Regions from separate parts of the Homo sapiens genome. Here region 1 is linked to region 2. Evidence: read pairs that join two places in POLR2A ChIA-PET (ENCODE). Cell type or tissue: GM12878. All regions are shown on one strand. Each heading gives the region's core, and the rest is flanking DNA. Links, peaks and the distances in the headings are about the cores only. Region 1 overlaps ATP11A (ATPase phospholipid transporting 11A). Region 2 overlaps ATP11A (ATPase phospholipid transporting 11A).

The links. ChIA-PET counts read pairs that join two places held together with the same protein. Peaks named below come from ENCODE experiments on the same cell type or tissue, not always from the same donor. Only the 100,000 strongest peaks of a DNase experiment are listed, where the experiment ranks them.
Region 1: POLR2A ChIA-PET joins it to region 2 with 5 read pairs; 2 of 35 experiments call an interaction of 5 or more read pairs at or near these places.

Annotation. Positions count from the first base shown.
Region 1 is chr13:112,728,761-112,736,486 of GRCh38, reverse strand. The region is part of intron 1 of ATP11A (ATPase phospholipid transporting 11A); the gene reads right to left. Among named protein-coding and RNA genes, the nearest start is that of ATP11A-AS1, 22 kb to the left of the region's middle. RefSeq lists enhancers at 358-652, 523-1,023, 1,890-2,623, 2,828-3,626, 4,428-5,227 and 2 more. In GM12878, for the core only: no CTCF peak of the experiment used is centred there; no DNase peak of the experiment used is centred there.
Region 2 is chr13:112,799,409-112,807,134 of GRCh38, reverse strand. It overlaps ATP11A (ATPase phospholipid transporting 11A), which reads right to left. Exons shown (of 30, transcript NM_015205.3): 3 at 2,089-2,178; 4 at 842-922. Among named protein-coding and RNA genes, the nearest start is that of ATP11A-AS1, 49 kb to the right of the region's middle. RefSeq lists enhancers at 1-501, 3,491-3,730, 4,557-4,806. In GM12878, for the core only: no CTCF peak of the experiment used is centred there; DNase peaks (open chromatin) are centred at 3,554, 4,184 and 4,624; H3K4me3 peaks cover 1,521 bases; H3K27ac peaks cover 2,012 bases.

The DNA.
Region 1 (7,726 bases), core at 1,932-4,431, 70 kb after region 2:
GAACGTGAAGCACATGTAAGATAACGCTTCGTTGCTGAGATGCTACCGCAGGAGGAAAGCTCCAGGCCACCCCAGAAAACACAGTGATAACATCTTTTCCTATAAAGTTAGCTGATTTTTTGTGTGTGTTCCTATGTGTCAGACACTATTTAGCAGCTCTATATGGGTTTCTTATTGATCATCATGCAACTCCCATGAAGGTGCCATATAATCCCCGTTTTAGAGACAAGCAAACTGAAGCTAAGAAAAAATAGATAACGTGCCAAAGTTAAAACATGTGCTAAGTGATAGGGTCAAGTTCAAACAGTGTGGTTGGATCAGGGCTCGAGTTCTCACCCTCTGTCCATGCTACCCTCACAACCCGCATCCTGGCACCATGGTCCACACCTGTGCGCTCCTTAAGCAAGGTCAAAGGGACTCTGCACCTGCTCTGGGCACGCGAACACAAAGGCACGGGAGGAGGCCCTGCACCTGCTCTGAGCATGCGCATACGGAGGCTCTGCATAGGCTCTGGGCATGTGCAGACGGAGGTGCGGGAGGTGGCCCGGCAGCAGAGCATGCGCACACGGAGGCATGGAGGAGCACACGGACCATGGGACTTATGGATGCACCTCGGAAAAGTCAGGTGCTCCTTAGTGCTGAGCCCAACTTAGCGACTGCTGAAAGGTTTGGTGCGCTGCTTAACTTTACACTGAGAAATGTAAGCGATGTTAGGTGAATCACGCAATGGCTGGTGAGTTCAACTCTGTAATGCCTCTGTCAAGGTTCTGGAGCTATTTGAGGATGCACGGTGCAGGATTCTAAGCCCTGTGACCACTTAGCACTTCTTATCTGCGCGAGTGAAGGTTTCCTCTACACAATGCAACCAAAACAGAACCTGGAAATGAACAGATTGACTCCAGCAAGCATCACAACCTCTCGCTTCAGATTTTGTGTTCACTAAAGTCTTACTTTTTCACTGAATTCATACTAAGTAATGTTAAGACTTGGAATTTATAAATTTATACAAATAAAATGCTTTGAGAAGGAGTTCTGTTGACAAACCCGTAGAAATCACGGCTGTGGGTTCTGTAATTCCTGCCCTTGTGTGAGCTCAGGCAATTGGAAACAGCCTCCATCAGCCACGCGGAAGGCTATATCGCTGGGCTGCCATGCAATGCCCGGCTTTCGGGGCACTCAAAGAAATCAACTTTTTATTTAACGGAAAAAAACTCAATCTCAACATTCTTGAAACGTTAGCAAAACCCGTTTATGGTATTTAGATTTCCCAGTGTCCTTCTATAATTAATTCTCCCTTGAATGAAAAAGTTTATTTTCCCCAGTGTATCTATGGAGTGCCTTTTATTAGACCCAGATGGAGATTTCCTTTTTTACCTTCACTGCCAGAAAATGCACAGCTAAATCCATCCCAGACGTCTGCTAACATTTTTCTCAGCTTTTTTCTTTTTTTAAAAAAAGTCCTCTTTTATGTTGTGTTTAATTGTGTCAGCTACTTCAAATCCTTCCTGGAAGGGAGACTAGAAGCCCCAGTGGGCAGCCGTCTTCTCTGTCTCCTGGCACTCCCCCTCACCAGTCGGTATTCATGGTCCTACCGCTGACAAGGCCTGCTGGAAATGGGGGCGTGGGCAGAACCATGCTTACCTTTTGGGGTTGCTGCCTCAGGAGGAGGCACCTGCCACCCCACCAGGCACCATAGTGATCCCCCCCAAGTGCGGCTATGAGGGCAGGTGAGCCAAGTACAGGGTATAGGATAGTTTTGTGGTGTCGAGAAAAACAGTATCACTGAAAAAGAGAAATATTCATATTGCTATCCACTTTGAAAACCACTAATTTATGAAAAGTACAGGAGTGTGAAAGCATTGGGTCACATTTTCGAAGTCTGCATTTGTCACTGATATTTATTTTTTGAGTCCGATACAGTCAGGGTTTGACTCTCCGGGCAGCCTGCAGTTCCTCGGCGGTTGATGGCTGAGGTCACTGACAGGCACTAGAAACCCAATTTCTGCCCAGACTCACTTTTCCAGTTTGCAAATTAGAAATAAAGACAAGAAATTTCACTCCTGTCTTAAACTTTGGGTTACTAAAATTCCATGAAGACCAACCTCTTTCAGCCCAATATTATTGTGCTTGCAACGGTTTCTTAACCAAGTTGCAGGAAAGGCCCTTTTCTCAAGTATTTCAAGGTTCTTTCCCTGCCCCTCACCCCCGCCCCCTGCACCTGCCTCATCCCAGCACCAATTAAAAGCCAAGCAGGGGAACAGCTGAGCTCGCATGTCCATCCTGCTGGGAGGCCACGTCCAGAGGGCTTAGTTTCTCAAACAAAACCTCATTATCAGCTGGAAGCAGCACAGTTAGTGAAGCCCAGGAGCACTCACTCTCCTGGTGGCTCACTGTCTACTGTGCCATTTTAGCTCATTAACCCGGATGAAATCATTTTCTCGATAACTAAGTAACACAAAAGCCTGGTGTAATGGTATTAATAGAAACTCAATGAGTATTTGTTTGACAAATGACCGATCAGTGAAACATAGAACTGCTAATTTAAGATTGGAAAGAAAAGGAAAGAGAGAACCACTGCTAAATAATCCAAGCAGCTCTGAAGATAAGAATCACAGAATTGAGTCAGAAAAATGAGATTTGGCTGTCCACTGACTTGGACAATGTCAGCAAGGAATTTCTGGAGCTCTTAGACAAAACAGAAACCAAAATATATAAATATAGGATAAACTTAATATATTTTAAATATATTATTTTTCCCCTAAAGTTGTATTTGCATAGACTAATGCATTTTATAAGGAAAGGAAAAAACATTCTGTGCAATACTCCTTCACTTGTGATCCACACTTGTGAGTTTAATGTGATAATGTGGGCCTACCTCGAAGGTTCTGGATTTAACAAACCATTTAACCTGTTAGCTTTTCAGCAGAAAGCCAGTCAACAATAGAACTAGGCTCAACAGCTCAACTCTTAACCATCAAGACATGAAATACAAATGAAAATATGTCAAAGGTGTTTTAAATTGTTAATATCCAGTGTTAGTAAAAACAGTGAAACTTAACACCTGAGGCTTTCACATTCCTGCCTAGAATCTCTGCATCAAACAAGCTCTACAGTCCTATCCATCCTGTCCCCACTGCGGATCCTGCATCTGCACAGCAGGATCCTGTGAGTGCCCTGCATGCTCAGTGCGCCTGAATCCTCCACCCACTGCTCATCTTTAAGTAAAGTGGAGATGCTGTGCCCCGCGCCGTGTGCCCCCAAGCCATATTCAGCTTCCCCTCTCTGCTTTTGTGGGGAAGCGCATGGACAAGGAGAAAAACAGATGCCTTGTTAAATATTAATAGTGTTTGCCTGTATAATTAGTTCTTTAAGAAATGTATCATTGTGCTTCTAATGCCCAATTTAACAATGAAATGTATTTTTAGAACAAAAACATGTACAGAAATCTTTATATAAATAACTTGTAAACCTGTGTCTATTGCTCCAACTCTAAAATAGAAGGGTTTTAATCAAAACTGTAATTCAACACCTGCCACCTAAATAAAACATAAGCACTAATTAAACTAGAGGCAGAGGCCAGGTGCAGTGACTCACACCTGTAATCACAGCACCTTGGGAGGCCGAGGCAGGTGAATCACCTGAGGTCGGGAGTTCAAGACCAGCCTGGCCAACATGGCGAAACCCCATCTCGACAAAAAAATATAAAAACTAGCCAGGCATGGTGGCGTGCGCCTGCAGTCCCAGATACTCGGGAGGATGAGGCGTAAGAATCGCTTGAACCTGGGAGGGGGAGGTTGCAGTGAGCCGAGATCGCACCACTCCACTCCGGCCTGGGCAACAAAGCGAGACTCTGTCTCAAAATAAATAAACAAACAAACAAACTAGAGGCAGATATGGTCATAAAATAAATTTGTAAGTGCTTTTATTTTTATTCTCAAGTTTAACCACAAAGGCCAGAAGAGAAAATGCAGAGAGATGCAGCTGGAGAGAGATGGAGCTGGAGAGAGATGGAGCTGGAGAGAGACAGAGCTGGAGAGAGAGAGATGGAGAGAGACACAGCTGGAGAGAGAGGGAAGCAGGGAGTAGGAAAGAAGAGGATGGGGAGAGAGAGACTCACTGGCCCAGGACCTCTAATCACCCACTACAACACATTATTTCTTTTAGTTTTTGTATATATTCTTACATTTTTATGCCAAGTTTTCATTCTATTCTACAGTAAGTTAGACTTTGTTTTAACTTAGAAACGTTTAAAGTTGCCCACCTGAGTGCAATGGAGGAACCAGAAGGTGGTCTGTGGCTCCTCCGACTCCAGACCGTCACGGGCCCTGAATGGAGGAGCTGCTTGGGACGCAGTTATTGCCACGTCCCTAAAACTCCCAACCAACTTCCCGACAGGACCGAACTCATGCCGGAGCCTTTTACTCACTGCACAACACCGTAGGTGCAGGTATGCACAGGATGCCGCTGCGGGCCACTGTCTCACCTGGGGAGGCCAGTGCCCGCACGCTATGCCTTCCCACACCGGAACATGGGCCACCTGCCCCCCCCCGCCCCCATTTCTCCACCATCTAGTAGGTTTACCCCACACACTGCTGGGACTGCCACTGTCCCATGCACCCCTCAGGCCACTGCTCCCTTCCTCACGTGCACTTCTGCACCTGCTCCTAGAGGCTTGTAGGGCAAGATGGGATATTTTTTGAAGGATAGGATGTGATATGTTCGTAGCATAGGTTGTTGTAAGTCTCACAGGATAAGATGTGATGGATCTCATAGGATAGGACGTGACAGGCCTCGTGGGACAGCCATGAACATAAGTGACACCTACTGTCTCCTCCCGCACCTTCCTTGGGGACAGCAGTACCTGCTGGGCCATCGATAGGCAATGAGTTGATTCACATCCAGTTCCCACTCTTGAATTTTCACTTACATCGTCACACTTAAAACTTTACTCATAAATAAAACAGAAAACTAGTGAGTGCCGTGCAATTGATTATCAACTACAGAACCTCAGCTGGCTGGAATGAGACTTGGGCTGTGGACTCCTGGCTGGGAATGGAGTGGGAATGAAGTGTGTGGCGCAGTCATCAAGGGAGTTCTGATACTTAGTTTCTATTTCTGCTTAGATGGCATTTCTGTTTTCTTTAGTAATAAAGCTAATCTGTTTTCTTTAGTAATAAAGCTAACCCTTCCTGTTTTATCTAAGAAAGACTGTATAGGAGGCCGGACACAGTAGCTCATGCCTGTAATCCCAGCACTTTGGGAGGCTAAGGCAGGCGGATCACTGGAGCATTTTGGAGGCTGAGGAGGGTGGATCACTGGAGGTCAGGAGTTCCAGACCAGCCTGGCCAACATGGTGAAACCCTGTCTCTACTACAAATACAAAAATTATCTGGGCGTGGTGTGGGCACCTGTAATCCCAGCTACTCAGGAGGCTGAGGCAGGAGAATCACTTGAGCCCAGGAGGCAGAGGTTCAAATGAGCAGAGATCGCGCCACAGCACTCCAGCCTGGGTAACTTAGCAAGACTCCGTCTCAAAAAATAAATAAATAAATAGACTGTCTACGGAAAGAACACCTGTCCCATGAGAAAGTGCTGCCCGAAGACACACTTCCTCCCACCCTGCCACCGACCTGCTGCCGTCACAGCGGCATCTAATTCCGAAAATCCTCCCTGCTCTGCAGCACGACTTGATTCATTCAGGCCTCCTGGGGGCAGTTTTCTACCCTTTCCCCCCAAATATCTGAAAGCCTAAAAACCTCACCTTTTAAGGTTCATTTACAAATATATGATCTGCCATGGTAGGCTCATGTGATGGACCCAGCAGTGTGTCCAGAAGGGCGCAATTTCACCAGGAGGCCCTGCGCAGACTCCGCACGGGAGCCCCATCCTCCCGCACCTGCGCAGGCACCCGGTGCTCACGCTGTGGAGTTTCCTGGGAAGCGGCTGTGTGTCCCATGCCTAGCACCGTGTTACTAGAGAACAGGGATGTGTCAGGAGTTATTCACGCATCAGCAGGGGAGTTCATCACATCACACGCCAGCCACGAGGTTCCAGATTACAAAACTGCTGTGGGCTCAGCTGGCTCTTTGAGAACAAACTGTTCCATGCCAGGAATTTGCCAGCCTCACCTTCCCTCATCAATGCCCGTCCTCCGGCCTCCATGAGGCTTCACAGATCCACATGAATCACAGATCCACACAAATAAAGATAACAGCATCGCCTCCGGTACAGAAGCTCTGCGGCTGCCCATGTCCTGGCAGATTGGACTCCTCCGAGGTCGCCCTTGCCATGTGACTGCAGGATGCCCCCTTCCAGGTCACCAGCCCCACGGCTCCCATGTGGTCCGTGGTCTATGTGGGCCGCTGCGAAGGGTTCCCACGGGCTCTTTTATTTCCCATGAAGAAACTCGTCCTCCACCATCATGAGAAGCTGCACTTAGCATGGACACAGAGATGAGACTCTGCACCCTTCCAGCTCCCAAATCTGTAACTAAAAATTATGCTGCCCATTTTCCTAAGTTCAAGCTTTGGCTATTGAAGAAGTAAGTACTACTGTTACATCTAAGCCCTGGCCAAACCATTGTCAGGAGCCATTTAAAAGTAACAACCATTCCCCGTTTGCTTCAATCAGATTAATCACTGACAACATTAACAGTTTGCGCGTTTTTTTCCTCGAAGAGTTCCCGCAAGCTGAGGGGCCAGCATCACAACTTCTGAAGCCTCCGTGAGATTCAGCGGCCTGCTGGCCTCACCGTGGCCTGACTCTATCAGCTAAAGATAGCAGGACGCTAAAAATAGCAGGAGCGCTGCGGCAGTGCCTTCTGACGCTGTTCACACTCAGACGTGTTACATGCTCCAGGTCCGCAATGCCGAGGTGGGGGGACTGTGCTGCCTCAGTGCCTTCCAACATTGTTCACACTCGGATGAGTAAGACACTCCGGGCCTGCAATGCCAAGGTGGGGACTGCGCTGCCTCAGTGCCTTCCGACACTGTTCACACGCAGACGCGTTAGATACTCTGGGCCTGCAATGCCGAGGTGGGAACCGCGCTGCCTCAGTGCCTTCTGACACTGTTCGCACTCGGACGCGTTAGATACTCTGGGCCCGCAATGCTAAGGCGAGGGGACTGTGCTGCCTCAGTGGGCAGAGTCGGATAAACCCATGGAAACAGCAGGGGTGGGAAAGCAAACGTAGTAAAGAGTGATAAAAACAACATCCAATCGTTAACGAGGTGGCCTGTCATAAGGTCAGGCTCAATCATAAATGAGCTGACCGCCAACCAGACGTGTGGAGAGTCCTGCGTCCAGGAGCACCCGGGATGATACGCTAACAGAAATGTCTTCCAATTCTAAATTTTCACTCAGGTTCACCGATTTTGTCACTCAGATTCTTAAGACGTCAGGATCCTTTCCTGGACTCTCAACAGAGAACAAAGCCTTTGCTTTAAATGTGTTAAAAAACTAACCATCCTAAATGTCGCCAACGTGAAAACCTGCTTTAGTCAAGCCTCTGATCACTGCATTTGCTTGTCACATGCACCAGGGCCACGGTGGAGTTTGCAGTGGGCCACCCCCAGGAGGGAAGCCGCTAGCAGAGGTCAGCAGCCACTGTGTATTCTTCTCTTAGCTTTGAATTTTGAACTGTTTGTATATCCATTCCATAAATCCAATCAGTCCATAACTATATCAAGATAGACAAGGAGAAGAGGAACAGCAGAGGTAAGCGATC
Region 2 (7,726 bases), core at 2,542-5,041:
CACATCTGAAAGCCAATCTGGTGGGTGTGAAACACAAATGTTCTCAGCAGCATTATTCAGAACAGCCAAAGAGTGGAAACACCCCAAATGTCCATCCACAGAGGACGCGTGATACACAAAATGCCAGGTATGTGCAGGGGACCGTGACTCATTCATCAGACGGAATGAAGCGCTGACGCCTGCTCAGATGCAGAGAAACCTTGAAAACATCATGCTGAGTGAAAGAGCCAGTCACAAAACACCGCCTATGAGCCGTGAGTACGAAATGTTTAGAATAGGCGACTCTACGGTGACAGAAACATGAGTCTTTGCCAGGGACGGGGAGGAGAAAATGGGGAGGGACTGAACACGTGTACAGGGAATCTGGGGGTGATAAAATGGATACGTAGAGAGTAAAACTGAGATGTATTCTTCTCCATGTTAGTCACTGGCCTTATTTACTGGGGCTATGAAAAAAAAAAGCAAAACCAAAAACAAACAAACAAAAAACAGCATCCCATTTGCTGGAGTCCATAAACAGCATGTTCTGTGGTGGTCAAGACAGTCAAGGATACAGAAAGGTTAAGTGACTCATCTGATCAGATCATCTCTGGGTGATTTGGGATGTGAAAACCACAGATTTCTTCTCGAACTCGCATGGTGCCAGACTAGCAACTAAATTATATAACATCTCTTATTTCGCTTCAAGTATCAATCTAACGCAGTTATAAAAATGAATTTCTAGAACTTGGTTGAATTTTCTGTGAACTAGCTACAACAAACCAATCACCTCGCTTTGAATGAAAGGCAATTCACATGGTGAAGATGACGATTGCTTCTTTTTCGTCTGTAAAATGCTTACCTGTTTGATAGCCGTCACAGTAATGACAAAGAAGAGTGGAAGTCCGCTTGTCACTGGACTTGTGGGTGTATCAATAATCAACTGCAGAAAGAGAGAATTGTAAAATCATCTTCAAAAACACAAATGAGTGACTTCAGGCAGGTTAGTTTGCCCTGAGCCAGCACTTCCCATTCGCTTTGACTTATTTAAAGACCTTTGCTGGCACCTGACTGCCCACCACGGGAGATAGCAAGTCAATCGTCCTATTTCACTGACTGTTAAAATGAGGGCACCTTTTTTAAATTAAGGAACATGCTCAAGGAAACCACCGAGAGTGGCAGACCCAGTCTGAAGTCGGGGCACGCCTTGTATTAATTCACCCCACGGCCTCAGTGTCACATTTTAATTACATGATTTGAATAATTTAATGTTGGAAAAATTTTTAAAGTCCTTCAGTAGCATTTTGTATGATTTAGAAAAATTAGAGTGCTGTTCTTAAAACACATTTGGCACATTGCTCCCTAACTCATACCCCGAGATATTTTTTCACTCTTTTTTTTCTTTCCTTTAAACTCTCTTTTCATGTGTACTGTCTTTGGATTTTCTTTCTTTCTTTTTCTTTCTCTTTTTTTTTTTTTTTTTGAGACAGTCTCGCTCTGTCGCCAGGCTGGAGTGTAGTGGCACGATCTCAGCTCACTGCAACCTCCCACTCCTGGGATCAAGTGATTCTCCTGCCTCAGCCTCCCGCGTAGCTGGGACTACAGGTGTGCACCACCACACCCAGCTAATTTTTGTATTTTTAGTAGAGACAGGGTTTAGCCATGCTGGCCAGGATGGTCCCTATCTCTGGACCTCGTGATCCTCCCAGAGTGCTGGGATTACAGGCGAGCCACTGTGCCCGGCCTGGATTTTCTTTAGAGCATCCACACACACTTAGGAAGAGTAAATTAAGTGTAACGATGCATAGCTTGGCAGTGAACTTGTCCAAATGATGACAAAGCTCTGATTTCCCCTCTGGTACTAGAAGGAAAGGGGCAGGAAAGGCTGTCACCAACTTAAACCCAAAGTAGCGTCGTGTGTAGTTTAGCTTGTGTGGATCTCACAGAACCAAGACATTTTGCCCTTCCTTAAGAAAATAAATAAATTAATCATAGGTGAGGGGCACCATGTCCTTGCTCTTTCATTAGCCGTGTGGCAGTTACCTGAGAATAAAATGTCACTTATTTAGATTTATATGTGATGAGATGGAAAACAATGACCGGCCTTACCTGCACCAGAAATATGATAAGGAAATAAAAGTTGGCTACTCTTCTGAATTGTTCAAATAAATTCTTGGGTATAAAGTTCCAAAATGTGTACTGCATAAAAGAAAAACAAACATCCATCATTGAGATCAGATTTTACTCTTGTAGTGTTACTCTAGGGCATAGTAAGTAGCACTGGATTTTACAGTACAAAATGTTTAGCTTTAGATATAAAACTCATAATTCATAATTTAGAGTGTTTGTTGACAGCTAAGACAGCTTAAACAAAGTGTGTACTCTGAAACACGTATGTAAATTACCTAACTCCAGAGAATTCAAGATAAAACGCAAGGTAGCTCAACAATAGTTTGATTATTAAGATGTCTTTTATAAAACGTAAACCTGTGATCATTAACTCAACACATTAGCATTTTACTTCAGTAATTTCTGCATGATCTCTCCTCTGAGTGAGAGCATGACAGCGAGCTGAATGGAAGCCTTCACCCAGCTCCAGGCAGCTTCTGAGGCAGGCGTGTTTCTTGTCCACAGCTCAGGCACAGGGGCTTTGAGGCCTCAGGGGGAAGGACAGGAAAAGGAGGGGAAGGAGGGCAGAGAGGGGATGGGGGGGAGGGAGGTGAAGGAGGGAAGGAGGAAAAGGAGGGGAAGGAGGGCAGAGAGGGGATGGGGGGAGGGAGGTGAAGGAGGGAAGGAGGGGAACGAGGGCAGAGAGGGGATGGGGGGAGGGAGGTGAAGGAGGGAAGGAGGAAAAGGAGGGGAAGGAGGGCAGAGAGGGGATGGGGGGAGGGAGGTGAAGGAGGGAAGGAGGGCAGAGAGGGGATGGGGGGAGGGAGGTGAAGGAGGGAAGGAGGGGAAGGAGGGCAGAGAGGGGATGGCAGGGAGGGAGGTGAAGGAGGGAAGGAGGGCAGAGAGGGGATGGGGGGAGGGAGGTGAAGGAGGAAAAGGAGGGGAAGGAGGGCAGAGAGGGGATGGGGGGAGGGAGGTGAAGGAGGGAAGGAGGAAAAGGAGGGAAGGAGGGCAGAGAGGGGATGGCAGGGAGGGAGGTGAAGGAGGGAAGGAGGGGAATGAGGGGAATGAGGGAAGGAAGGGAAGAAAGGAGGAAAAGGAGGGGAAGGAGGGCAGAGAGGGGATGGGGGGAGGGAGGTGAAGGAGGGAAGGAGGGGAATGAGGGAAGGAAGGGAAGCAAGGAGGAAAAGGAGGGGAAGGAGAGGAAGGAGGAGGAGGGGAAGGAGAGGAAGGAGGGGAGGGAGGGGAAGTAAGGCAGGGAGGGGAGGGAGAGGAAGGAGGGAAGGAGGGGAATGAGAGAAGGAGGGGAAGGAGGTCAGGGAGGGAAGGAGGGGAATGAGAGAAGGAGGGGAGGGAGGGGAAGGAGGGAGAATGCCCAGCCACCACAGCATCTCCTCTCCACACTTCTCATTTTGCTTCTGTAGCAGTTTCATTCAACTTCTGTGTTGAAAACAACAACGTCCCAGATGTCACGAACCTTCACTGAGTTTGGAAATAGTTTCTGAAATTTCATCTGACATGTTTTTACGCCGTAATGAAGACAGTCTACCGAAACCTGAAGAAGGTCTCACAGCCTGTGCTGCGGCCTCTGCCATCTGTGTGTCTCTTCAACGGGGCTTATTTCAAAATCCCATTCGAAGGTGGGTTCTGGCTCCTGGAAGCCAGAAGTAGTTGTCAAATTCTCATACCAAGAATTTCTTTAATTCCAGGCTCATGAATATAAGTTATTTACAATTCAATGTAACAACTAAAGCCTGGTATGGTCCTAAACTAACCAACATGTTCTGAATTTGGTGTTTACAAATATTTCAGAGGAAATCCATGTGCGTCTTTTAAAACTTCTCTGCCTCAAGTTTCCAGTGGCTTAGAGAGTATATAAGGAATTTCCATTTTCTATTCTAATTCACATTTACAAAGTGATTTTACCTTTCACAATAAAGTTCCTTAATGAGGGTAAAAACAGAGTAGTGGCTCCCCCCAGTTCATGACAACTACGGCCATATTTTCAGTTCCCATCTCAGGTTGACTGTAATAAAAAAGGCAAGGGGAGCTCCAGAAGAGAGTCTCTGGAGTTTTAAAAAAGAAACTAACTTTCCATGTCCTCCCTAGGTCATCCCGCCCTACCCATCCAAACACCCTTATTTTCCATGTGTTGTTTGATACCAGGTTTTTATCAGATGTGTGTTTTGCAAATCTATTCTCCCAGTCAGTGGCTCATATTTTAATTCTCTTAACTGTATTTTGCAAAGCTCAAGTTTTTAATCTTCACGAAGTCCAACTTATCAATTTTCCTTTCATGAACAGTGTTTTTGGTGTTATCCAAAAACTTGTTGCCAAACCCAAGGTCACCTAGACTTTCTCCTACATTTCTACAAGTTTCATTATTATACATTTTACATTTAGGTCTATGACTCACTTTGAGCTAATTTTCTTGAACGGTGTGTGATCACTGTCTAGAGTCACTGTTGCTGGGTTTTTTTTTTTTTTTTTTTTTGCATGTCCAGTTTTTCTAGCACTATTTGTTGAAAAGAAATAGTGCTTTTCTGTCTGCCCTGAATTGCCTTTGCTCCTTTGTCAAAGATGGGTTGACTATCTGGGTGAATGGGTTGACTATCTGGGTGGATTTACTGGGTGGATCTACTCCCAGGCTCTCTATGATGTTTCATTGATCTATTTGTCTATTCTTTTCTTTTTTTTTTGTGAGACGGAGTCTCGCTCTGTTGCCCAGGCTGGAGTGCAGTGGCGCGATCTCGGCTCACCGCAAGCTCTGCCTCCTGGGTTCGCGCCATTCTCCTGCCTCAGCCTCCTGAGTAATTGGGACTACAGGCGCCCACCACCACGCCCGGCTAATTTTTTTTGTATTTTTAGTAGAGATGGGGTTTCATCGTGTTGGCCAGGTTGGTCTCAATCTCCTGACCTCGTGATCCGCCCGCCTCGGCCTCCCAAAGTGCTGGGATGACAGGTGTGAGCCGCCACGCCCAGCCGCTATTTCTCTATTCTTTCAGCAACACCACACTGTCTTGATTACCGTAGTTTTACAGTAAGTCCTAAAGTGGGCTAGTGTCAGTTCTCCAACTTGGTTCAATACTGCGAGGCTATTCTGGGTCTTTTGCCTTTCCATATAAATGCAGAATCAGTTTGGTGATATCTAGAAATTAACTTGCTGGGAATTTGATTAGGACAGGTCAAAGTGGGAAGAACTGACATCTTAAAAACATGGAGTTTTCCCATCCATGAACATGGAACATCTCTCCATTAATTTAAGTCTTTGATTTCGTTACAGTTTTGTCGTTTTCCTTACCTAGACCTTGTACATATCTTGTTAGATTTATACCTGTGTAATTTGGTGGGTGGGGGGGTTAAATGTAAATAGTGTTGTTTTCAATTTCAAATTCCAACTGTTCATTGCTGGCATATAGGATAGCGATTAATTTTTGCATCCTGCAACCATGCTATAATCGCCTCTAACATCCAGAAGTTTTTTTGTTATTGTTGGTTCTTTGGGATTTTCTGCATGGACAATCATATCACTTGTGAACAAAGATAGTCTTATTCCTTCCTTCCCAATCTGTAGGACTTTTATTCCCATTTCTACTCTTACTGTATTAGCTAGGATTTCCAGTACAATGCTGCATAAGAACAGTGATAAGGGATTTCTTGCCTTTTTTCCAATCTTAGGGTGAAATCATCTCGTTTTTCACCATTAAGTATGACGTCAGCTGTAGGCCTTTTATTCCCATTTCTACTCTTACTGTATTAGCTAGGATTTCCAGTACAATGCTGAATAAGAACAGTGATAAGGGATTTCTTGCCTTTTTTCCAATCTTAGGGTGAAATCATCTCGTTTTTCACCATTAAGTATGACGTCAGCTGTAGGCCTTTTATTCCCATTTCTACTCTTACTGTATTAGCTAGGATTTCCAGTACAATGCTGAATAAGAACAGTGATAAGGGATTTCTTGCCTTTTTTCCAATCTTAGGGTGAAACCATCTCGTTTTTCACCATTAAGTATGACGTCAGCTGTAGGGCTTTTCGGAGATGCTCTTTATGAAGCTCAGGAAATTCCCCTCTGTTTTTAGTTTGCTGCAGTACATGAGTGGGTAGTGAATTTTGTCAAATTCTTTTTCTGCACCTATTGATATAATCATGTAAGTTTTCTTTTTTAGCCTGTAAATATGGGTTATATTAGTCGATTTTCAAATGTTGGATCAGCCTTGCATACCTAGGATAAACCCACTTGGTCATGGTGTATAATTCTTTTTATACATTGTTGAATTGGACTTGCTAATATTTTATTGAGAATCGTTGCTTCTATGTTCATGAGAAATACTGGTGTGTGATATCGTCTTTCTGGTAATATCTTTTTCTGGTTTTGGTTTTAGGGTAATGCTGGCCTCATAGAACGAATTAGAAAATGTTCCTTCCGCTTCTATTACCTGGAAGAGATTGTAGAGAATTGATTTTTTTTTTTTTCCTTAAATGTTTGGTAGAATTCACCAGTGAAAACATCTGAGTCTTGTGCTTTCCGTTTTGGAAGAGTATTAATTACGGATTCCATTTCTTTTAATTGATGTAGGCCCACCCAGATTATATTTCTCCTTGTTTGAGTTTTGGTAGATAGCGTTTTTCAAGAAACTGGCCAATGTTATCTAAGTTACCAAGTTTATGGGTGTAGGGCTGTTCATGATATTCCTTTTAATCTTTTTATTAGCCATGTTACCAGTAGTGATGCCCCTCCTTTATTTCTGATGTTTGGAATTTGTGTCTCTTTTCTTTTCCTCTTGTTTAGCCTGGCTAAAGTTTTATTGATTTTATTGATTTTTTTTTTTCAAAGAACCAGCTTTTGATGTTTAAAATTTTCTCTGATTTCCTGTTTTCAATTTCATTAATTTCTGTTCTAATGTTGATTATTAATTTTTTGTTAAGTTTCCTAATGTTGAAGCTTGTAGATTTTGGATCTTTCTTCTTTTCTAATCTATGTAGTCAATACTATAAATTTCCCTCTAAGCACTGCTTTTCCTGCATCCCACAAGATTTGATAAGTTATATTTTTTGTTTAGCTTAAAATATTTTTATGCCTCTTGAGACTTCTTTGGTTCATGTGTTATTTAGTAGTGTTTTGTTTAATCTCCAAATATTTTGGGATTTTCCAGTTAACTTTGTTATTTATTTATTTCTAGTTTAATTCTACTGTGGTCTGAAAGAGTACTTGGTATGATTTCTATTCTTTGAAAAGGTGCTAAGGTGTATTTTATGGCCCAGAATGTGATCTGTCATGGCAAATGTTCCATGTGAACTTGAGAAGAATGTGTGGTCTGCTATTGTTGAATGAAGTATTTTATAAATTGTGAGGCCTCTGAGCCCAAGCTAAGCCTGTGACCTGCACATATACACCCAGATGGCCTGGAGCAACTGAAGAACCACAAAAGATGACATTCCACCTTTGTGATTTGTTCCTGCCTCACCCCAACTAATCAATCAACCTTGTGACATTCCCCCCTGGACAATGAGTCTCATGACCTCCCCACCCTGCACCTTGTGACCCCCGCCCCTGCCCACAAGGGATAACCACCTTTAACTGTAATTTTCCACTACATACCCAAATCCTATAGAACTGCCCCACCTCCATCTCCCTTT